2 separate regions of the Mus musculus genome follow, and region 2 is linked to region 1. Evidence: chromatin loops called from intact Hi-C (ENCODE). Cell type or tissue: gastrocnemius. All regions are shown on one strand.

Region 1 (5,000 bases):
GAGAAAACTGGTAGCTCAAAAGCCCACAGGAGATGGCACAAGACATAGGAGAGTCATGGCTCCTGGAGGGTGTCTAGACAATTAACAGTAATGGGGAGAAAAAAACTCTCTCTGGCGGGTATCATCTATGCTGCAGGACAGTGGTTCTCAACCTTCCCAACGCTGTGGCCCTTTAATACAGTGCCTCGTGTTGTGGTGACCCCAAACATAACATTTCCAATGCTACTTCATAACTGTCATCCTGCTGCTATTACAAACTGTTATATACATAGCCAATATGTGATCCCAAAGGGGTTGTAAGCACAGGTTGAGAACCACTCCTGGAGGGTCCCCTCATCTATATTTTTATAAGTCATCTCTATTAAGCCCATTGGTTTACCTCACTAGACCTGGATGGAATTGTTTTTTTGGTCATTGGTACCTTTTCTGTGGTGAATAGACATTTGTTCACATCTCCCCAGGAAAAGCTAATGGGACATTTAGTAAAATATATTTTAATTTAAAAAGCATATGTAGCTTGACCAATGTTTTCCAAAAGTTATTAAGTCATTCATGGCTAGGATCCAATACTTTATTATGAATACAATACTTTGGTAGGTTTTTTTTTTCTCTCTCTCTCTGATACATCTGAAATAAGAAACTCACTTTTAGCCTTTAATTTCAGTTCAAAAGTGTATGCTTAGGAAAAACAAAAGGGTCGGGCTGTGGTGGCGCACACCTTTATCCATCCCAGTACTCCAAAGGCCGGCAGATCTCTGAGTTCAAAGCCAGTCTGGTCTATAGAGTAAGTTTCAGATAGCCAGGTTAAACAAATTCTGTTTTGCAAAACTAAAATAAATAAACAAATAAATAAAAATTTAAAAATGCACAAAATTGTATTATCTGAAGTTTTTTTTTTTTTTTTGGTTTTTCGAGACAGGGTTTCTCTGTATAGCCCTGGCTGTCCTGGACCTCACTTTGTAGACCAGGCTGGCCTCGAACTCAGAAATCCGCCTGCCTCTGCCTCCCGAGTGCTGGGATTAAAGGCGCGCGCCACCACGCCCGGCCTTATCTGAAGTTTTAAGCACTCTTTAGGGTCTTGGAATGGAATGTATCTTTCCCCATAAAAGGCAATGGACTGCTTTATTAATAATCTACCTTAGAAATGTCTGTGAAATGTCTAGATATTTTTGTTGTCTTTGTTTAAAGAAACAAGGTCTCAAGTGACCTAGCTGACTTTGAACTTTCCACGTAGCAGAAGACAACTTGAACTCTCGAGCCTCCTGTCTCGTCCCCTCAAGGGCTGGCTGGGTCTCTAGGCCTGGTTTGTAATTTTCACCTTTTAAGAATACAGTGGGTTCTGAGATGGTAATGTATGTGTGTCTCAAAAGACCTGAATGCAAATGAGGCACCAGGTTCTTTTTTTCTTCTTCTCTTGAGACCAAGCCCCTGCCATTGAGACAAAGTGAACATTAAATGGGGGATAGGGGAGTGGGGGTGGGGGGATTGGGGTGGGAATAGCTTAAGGCTTACTTACAGAAATGATCCTTTGCTTTCCTAATGCTGTGACCCTTTTAATACAGTCCCTCATGTTGTGGTGACCCCAACCTTAAAATTATTTTTATTGCTACTCCATAACCATAATTTTGCTATTGCTATGAATGTTAATATAGATATCTGATATACAGGATATATAATATGTGACCCACAGGCTGAGAACAGCTAGTTTATGGGTCCCCTATGCCATAAACCACAGACTCTTAATTTCCTCACTGAAAAGGAGATATTCTGTGAGGCAATAGCTAACCCACTCCATTTTCATGTAAGAAACTCAAAACAGGCCACACCACCTTGTCCTATCCCAAGGCTTATTATGTAGGGGTAGCTACTAGGAGAGGTCCCTTCAAAATGTATTAGATGATAATTCAAAATATTAAGAGCAGTCGATATTGAATGGGGCTCTGAGCGGAGTTAATTCAAACGACTGCCATAAAAGGCTGTTTCCCTGGGCTGGCTAAGACAGTGATGTCACAGTTACCAAATTTCCTGCACGGTCAACAGGCCTCCCTTTAAACTTCTTGGATTCGGTCCTCTTCCTTAGGAAAAGATCACTGGTTAGCCTTTTTACTCCTTTGTGGTTGTATCCTGGCATTCTTTGTGAATATGGGGCAGATGTGTTAAATAGGGGCCAACAGCTGGAGTCAGGCTTCCTCTGTGAAGGCCCGCGGCAGGGCTCGGTTCCAGGCTGCCCTTTGATATGTTATCTGGGGCAGCAGTGACCAGGCACCGCCGAGGTTTCCAACGGCTTCCTTCAATTTCCTGTATTGTTATGATGGTGGATGTGTGTGCACACGGACACGTGTGTGCAGAGGAGAGAGGAGGCAAGGGGCGGCTTCTGCATGCATTTCATGAGTCTCTGCGAAAGGTTTTCAGCTAGACACGCGCGCCTAATGGAAAAAAAAAAAAAAAAGACACCAGTTAGCCGCAGCGAGGGTTCCTCACGTGGCTGCCACTAATTACCCGAGTGGATTTGGGCAAGGTAGTTCATCTTCAGGCTCAGGTCTGTTTCTGTCTGAGTCTCCTCCCGGCTCAGATTCTCTGGCTTCTGCTCAAAGGTTCACTTTCTGCTCCCCTGGGTTTGCTGTTCTGAAATCCTCGGTTCCCTCCCGTATGATCTGACACCGTGCGAGTCCATGTGTTCTTAGCCTTTGTATTCCCTTTAGTTAATTCTCTATTATCCTCTTGCATTTCCGTGCTTGGAGACCGTCTCCTCCGCGAGCCTTTATTACCCAGGCCCCATTGTCGCTACACAAATATTACAAATGTCAGGGCTTTATCTGCCAAGAAAGGCCACAATGTGTTTGCTTCCTGTTTTGTCCCTGGAGCTTCTAGAGTTTGGAGATTGGGTTTCGTCCTGACAAAGGTTGACCAGAGTCGCTGGGCTGCCTGTCACTTATCCAGCTCTGTTCTGTTCTTATTACATTCAATTAGGTTTAAGTGTGCACCCGTGGCATTTTTAATTCATCTGTGTCTTTATCCGAGTAGGAACATTTAAAATAGAACCAAATAGGAAACTTGTTTGACAGCCTTTGATTGTCCCACCCTGACGGCTTCCTGGGGGTTCTCCGCAAGCGGGTTTAGCGCCATCTAGCGACTCAATGGAAAGCTAAAGCTTTCCTGATTAACAGGTATTTGAAATTTTGCTGGCTGAAACAGGCCAACATCTGGGGAAGCCTTGAACTTAGCTCTCCTAATCTCTAGGAGTGTCGAGATTTATTTATTTATTACAAACCCCAACGATGTTTTGTGACCTACAGAATCTCCGGATTCTCCACGAAAAGCAAAGATTTCTCAGTGTTGTGTTTTAGATCAGAGTCATATTTGGATTCTAATTTTTCTTTCTTTCTTTCTTTTTCTTCATGTTTTTTAAAATTTACTTTTTACTTAGTCACTTTACATCCCGCTCACTGCCCTCCTCTTGGTCACACCCCCTCCCAACCCTCCGCCCCCCACCCCCCAATCTTCTCTGAGCTGGTGGGGGCCTGCCTAGATATTCCCCTACTCTGGCACTTCAAGTCTCTTCGAGACTAGGCGCTTCACTTCCACTGGGGCCAGACAAGGCAGTCTGGCTAGGAGAACGTATCCCAGGTACTTGCAACAGCTTTGGGATAGTCCCCACTCCAGTTGTTCGGGACCCACATAAAGACCCACAGCTGTACATCTGCTATATATGTGCAGGGAGGCCTAGGTCCAGCCCGTGTATGTCCTTTGGTTGGTAGTTCAGTCTCTGAGAGGCCTAAGGGTCCAGGTTAGTTGACTCTGTTGGTCTTCCTGTGAAGTTTCCATCCCCTTAGGGGCTTGCAATCCTTCTTCCTATTCTTCCATGAGAGTCCCCAAGTTCCATCCATTGCTGGTGTCTGCATCTGCGTGAGTCAGTTGGTGGGTGGAGCCTCTCAGAGGACACTTATATTAGAATCCTGTCTACAAGCATAACAGAGTATCATTAATAGTGTCAGGGATTGGTGCTTATCTTAGTACACTGGAGCTGACACTCCAGAAGAGGGCATCAGATCTCATTACAGATGGTTGTGAGCCATCATGTGGTTGCTGGGATTTGAACCTAGAACCTTTGGAAGAGCAGTAGTCAGTGTGTTCTTAACCGCTGAGCCATTTCTCTAGCTCGGATTGGTGCTTATCTATGGGGTGGGTCTCAAGCTGGGCTGGTTGTCGGTTGGCCATTCCCTCAGCCTCTGCTCCATCCCCAGCCCCTGCATTTCTTGTAGACAGGACTTATCCTTGGGTCAAAAGCTTTGTGGGTAGATTGCTGTTCCTGTCGCTCCACCGGGGTTCTGTTCTGTTTCTAATTTTTCAGGGTGATTTTTGTGTTCTTAGTATAGGATGCTGTTGGTAATTACGCTCCTGTGTAAGAACATGGTGGTTGTTTACTTTCTGATCAGCCTCAATTTTTCTGTTTGCTTTTTCTGTTTCTTAGGTGTAAATATTTCCAAGAAACCTTCTCAATCTTTATAAAACCTTCTGCCAGCCCCAGTATGATTTATGATACCAACAGTACACTTTTCAGCTATGTGTGACTTTCCGTTTTCCAAGAGGTCACTGTGTCCTGGTGTAAACACACAGGGTTGTTGTCGCTTACTGGGCATTGGGATGTTTTTGATAGGGCTTTATAATTTGGCCATATTTAACTTTTTTTTTTTTTTGGTTTTTTCGAGACAGGGTTTCTCTGTGTAGCCCTGGCTGTCCTGGCACTCACTTTGTAGACCAGGCTGGCCTCGAACTCAGAAATCCACCTGCCTCTGCCTCCAGAGTGCTGGGATTAAAGGCGTGCGCCACCACGCCCGGCTCATATTTAACTTTTTATTTAATATTTTAAAACCTTTAGGCTCATAAAACTCCATGAGATGAATACTATGATAATTTACTCTCCCCTTCGTGTTTACAATTTGGAAAAGAAGATAACAGAAAACAAAGTTGGCATAGGCTAATGGTGTTGGATTAATCAG
Region 2 (5,000 bases), 300 kb before region 1:
ACTCCAACTGGGATCAATAGATTTCCTTCCTTTGGCTCATTTACCACCTATGGCTCAGACCAAAAATGGCCCTGTGTTCCTTCCACTGCAAGGGGCACTCACCATTCACTGGGCTTTCCTTGTCTATCATTTCCCTCTTAAATTCCTCCCGTCAGCCTTGAACTGTGGACTGGTACCCTACAAACTCCGTTCTGTTAGGGCAAGATTTGTTTTGATTTGATATTTTCACTCTATCTTCAAAGCCATTCTTTCCCAGATCCTCTGAACTACTCTTTTTCTTTCCTATACTGAGAAATGAACCCTACCTTGAACTTCCCATCACTGAACTACATTTCCAGCACACACACACCTACACACACACACACACACACACACACACACACAACCAAATAAACAAACAGATGCAGCTATGTACTACCAGGTTTTATTCAGTGACACTAAAAATTGAATTTCCTCTGTCACAAACTGTTCTGTTTACACTAGAGACTGAACATAAGCCCACCTGCCTGGTAGTCAAGTACTCTACCCCTCGGCTAGACCCTATTGCTGATTCTTGGATCCTATTATATCCTTGAGGGGGGTTCATTCCCTCTACCTATGTTTTCAAATTCTATGATTTAATCCACTCTACAATTCACTTCCATATTAAACCTTTCATCTTCAGGTTTGGACACAATTTTAATTTTACACAGATCTATCCTGAAGCGTGATATGAGCACCCGGAATGCTATCATCAATGGACACTTGGGAGGGGTATTAAAACCTCAAGGTTATGGTGCTGTCTTTTTGGCCTTCCTAAAACTGTATATAACCAGAAGTAGAAATAAATGCAGACATCCCAAAGATGTATGGTGATTTATAATTGCAGAAAAGGGAGAAAATATGAAAGAAGTTTCTTTAAAAATAGTGTCCAAACACATACTTATCAGGTGACCTGTCAAAATATTTCAACGCCGTTTGTGCAATGACTTACACATGACCCTGTTACACATACCAAATGTGGATACAATAAAACAAACGTATGACGGCTGGTTTAAAATAGATCATAGTATTGCTCCAGGAATAATAACTCCGATTGTTCATCAGTTTGCCTAGACTGACAGAAGGGCAATACTAGGGATCAAACCCAAGGCCTTACACATGCTAAGCAAGCCTTGCACCGCAGCCCAGAATGTACCCCAGGCTGGTCTTCAACTTGTAAAGTCTCCTGTTTCGCCTTCCCAAAAGCTGGCCTTGGAGGTGTGCATTAGCACACCCAGCTTGCCTGTCTGTTGTTGGGTCTGATTTCTGTCAGCTCTAAGGAGAGCTCGTGAAGTCCCTTTCATCCTGGTCAGGCGATCTCATGCACAGAGATGAGGAAGGTATCTCACGGCAGGTTCAGTTTGGGTGCAGATCTGGAAGTGGCAGGGAGCTCTCCAGATGCTAAGTATCTTACTGACTCTCTAATGGCCAAGTCAGCAGCAGGCGAGAGAATTAGGTCAGGCTGGCTCAGATGGGTAAAGATGACAGAGTCTTAGCAGCAGCAGCACTGGCAGCAGCCTCATGGATACTGTGTACGTTCAAACTCTAGAGCAAAGGACATTTCTCTAAAACTTGTTGAAATAATAGAATATTGACTATAATATTCTCTTACAGAATACTTACTAGTATTTGTCATTAAAATATTGTTTTGAGATATATTTAGCCCTATGGTGACTTGAGGTGACAGAGTAGGTGGGTTCCATTAGAGGGACCTCCCTGCTTTGCAGAGGTGAAAGGCAGGGGGGATACGAGGAGGGGCTTGTGAGGAGGGGGCTGGCAGAAGGTAATTGCTGTGATTGGGATGTAAAGTGAATGAATGAATAGACAGACAGACAGACAGACAGACAGATCATAAATGAAACAAGTATTGTCTTGAAGTCAGAAAATCTTGACTGCGTGTATTTAAAACCATGAAGCATACAACTTAAAACTATTTCAGTTTTTCATTACTGCTCCCCTCAGTGCCTGTGATTTTTTTTCATTATTTTCCTAGTTTGTTTCTGCATTTCACAGAGGAAACAAACTTACAGTGAACTATGGGTAATTCCATCCACTGTATGCTTGGAAGAAGTATTGCAAAGACTAGCCCTATCGGCTACCCCGTGCATTTTTTTACATTAAATTAAAGTTATAAAACCCAGGCACATAAAAGAGTGTTCTGTTACCCTCTCAGGATGGTGAGAGACATTCAGTATTGTTGTAAATAAAACAAATGCAAAAAATCAGATGGCTGCTCTTAGAATAGCTTTAAGAATAATACATAGCTCTTAAATGTCCCGAAACCAGGAAAATGATATTTGTAAGATGTATGTGCATCTACTTCCTACCAACGAACCTTCTTGACTTCTTGTTAAAATTGTGTTTTGTACAACTAAGCGTCTTACAGTTCACAATAATGTTGCTGCCCTTCATTCCTGTTTTTGTGGAAATTCTAATACATTTAATCCCTTCCCATGGGTTGCCTGTTTATTTTTTTTCCTTTCCAAATGCTGCCATCTTCTGGTCAAATTATATCACTTCATGCATAGCAGAAGGTCACAGTGTCAGGCAAATTTGCTTTCTCCAAACTACTAAGAATTTGTCTTTAGGAGTGACCCAGTTGAGTTTGCCACTCTGATGTGCCAAGCCTGGGCAGACTGAAGCAAGTCCTCAGAACTGTAAGACACAAACTTCACAGAGAACATTCCATGACACGTCATGACACACAGTGCGGGTTACACAAAAAATGCGAACCAAGGGACAGACAGACAAGACCTCCAGGAATATGTGATTTTTGTTTCATGGGCTTCTGATTTCATAGAAAAATATAATGAACTCATGTAATATTCGCTTGTTATTATTTTTACATACTTTGTTTTTAAAGTTGGGCCTCTCAGAAGACTCAGTGCTTCACAAAACTGCTTACCACATAAATGTCCTCCTTTCAATGAAGTGGATAGATATTTTGTGTCTGGCAAATTTCATCTGCCCATATAACTGTTCATATTATACATTTTTGGAAGACTTTTTGTAAACAGTGTACATCTTTCAGTGGCTGGATTTGCTATGTAGACTTGTGATTATTCATTGCTCCCTCCCTCATGTGTGATTCCAAGTCATTCATTTATGGGGCACAATAGACATCTTATAATGCTCCAGGTTTCTGCACAAAGGCACAAAAATATCAAATAGAAACAAAATGCTGTCCCAGACTTGAAACTGTAGGTGCAAATTAGTAGATGTTTTTGGTCAAGTCATGGAACTCTGTGATGTATCCTTCTGTCCTAACTTACCCCAGCAAAAATACTTTAGTTCAAAGACACCAAAAACTAGCAAGTCATGGTGCAGATGTGGGAAACCTCTGTGTAGCTCCTCGGCTACTTTTGCCCCCGATGGTTTCCAGTGGGTTTTTTTCTTCTTTATTCCATAACATGTATATTCTGCTAATACATACACTTCTTGCTAAGTGGCCAGTCATCAAGATTGAACAGGTGAAAAGGCTTTGCACAATGAGAGTTCCCTTCACCAGATTGATCCTTTTACTATTTTAGGATCGACTCTTGACTGGAAAGAGCCTGCTTCATCATGCATGACTTACACAGATGCAAGCAGGATGTTACTTATCCAATGCTTCGAAAGGATGCCGTGTGGCATAATCTTAAAGGAAGATCAAAAATGGAATAAATGGGTGTCCCCATCCTCACATTGATAGTTGTGAATCCATTAAACAGCTCTTGCCTAGCTCCACATATGTGTCTGCATTCTCAATTACTTACCATTGCTAACTCTGATCTCACGTGTTCTACACTAACCATTTCTTTCTCAGTATTCAAAGACTAGCTGATGAAAAGAGTCCTGGGCAGAGATTAGAGCAGTGTTTCTCAACCCATCAAAGGTTGCTGAGCCTTTCATGGGGGTCACCCAAGACCATCTGAAAACACAGATATTTACATTATAATTCATAACCGTAGCAATATTACTATTATAAAGTAGCAACAACGATGATTTTTTTTTGGTTGAGTGTCACCACAACATAAGGAACGGTATTAAAGGTCACAGCACCGGGATGGCTGAGAAGCACTGGATTCGAGGAAGGGGTGTGCCTTCACCCTGTCCCTGATTCCAGACATCAGCCCTGCTTCCACACATTGCTGAGCCAGTACTCCAGGAAGTACAGGCTTAAACAAATACAGGAAGGAAGACGCTTGTCTGTGGCAAATCCTAGGAATTTGGCCCCGTTCACCTGCAGTATCCCACTCTTTCCCTATGATTGAAGAAAACAAGTGAATGATCACCAGCGTGTTGAGGAATGTTCAGCCTAATGCAAAATGGTCTGTAATGCACAGTAAAAGGCAGAGCTCACTCTTTTTCCGTTGGAAGATGACAAGACTGTAGACAAGCCTCCGTCTTTAAGTGCTTTGTCTTGGGGCAGGAATAAAAGCAGTAGTTTAAACGTTTTTCAGACACTGACAAGCAGAATATCATTATTCCCTCCAAGATACTTTGCTGCTGATGTCCGCTAAGTTTTCCTCCTGTTTTCCTCCCTTTGTTATCCAATCCTCTGATGAATTATTTACTCCATAAAATGCTGCAGGCACTTTGCTTTCTTTGAGTTGGACGAGGGGACCCGGCACAGAGTGCATAAATGACTATTTAATGCTCATCGTGTGTGACGATGATTGGGGTGGTGAGGAGGAGAGCACTTCCAGTTTTGATAGAAGATTTGAGAAATTTCGAATGGACTCACTCAGCCTGACCTTTGCCAAGCTCTGTCAGAAGGTTGAGTCCTCTACTCTGATACAAAGCCCACAAAAAGCTACAAAACCACCGACCGTGCATTTCCAGAGTCAAATTGCACAGGGCTAACTTCAACATAAAAACATACAGCTCTCAGGTTTCTATATATACCTGCTCATGCAGAAAGTGACACTTTATATGTCCACATACTTTGTCTTTTCTTCACACTTTCTCTATTTAATTCTATTTTATTATAGTGCTGC

What was found. A loop is a pair of places that touch in the nucleus more often than their neighbours do. Peaks named below come from ENCODE experiments on the same cell type or tissue, not always from the same donor. Only the 100,000 strongest peaks of a DNase experiment are listed, where the experiment ranks them.
Region 2: it touches region 1 in a loop (13-fold over the local background); 16 of 42 quality-filtered maps call a loop at or near these places.

What each region holds. Positions count from the first base shown.
Region 1 is chr8:36,530,828-36,535,827 of GRCm38, reverse strand. No RefSeq gene overlaps it. Among named protein-coding and RNA genes, the nearest start is that of Trmt9b, 75 kb to the right of the region's middle. In gastrocnemius, a CTCF peak has its summit at 3,118 (motif pointing left); a DNase peak (open chromatin) is centred at 3,113; H3K4me3 peaks cover 1,538 bases; H3K27ac peaks cover 1,831 bases.
Region 2 is chr8:36,829,594-36,834,593 of GRCm38, reverse strand. The region is part of intron 4 of Dlc1 (deleted in liver cancer 1); the gene reads left to right. Among named protein-coding and RNA genes, the nearest start is that of Dlc1, 120 kb to the left of the region's middle. In gastrocnemius, a CTCF peak has its summit at 2,533 (motif pointing left); a DNase peak (open chromatin) is centred at 2,639; H3K4me3 peaks cover 822 bases; H3K27ac peaks cover 2,783 bases.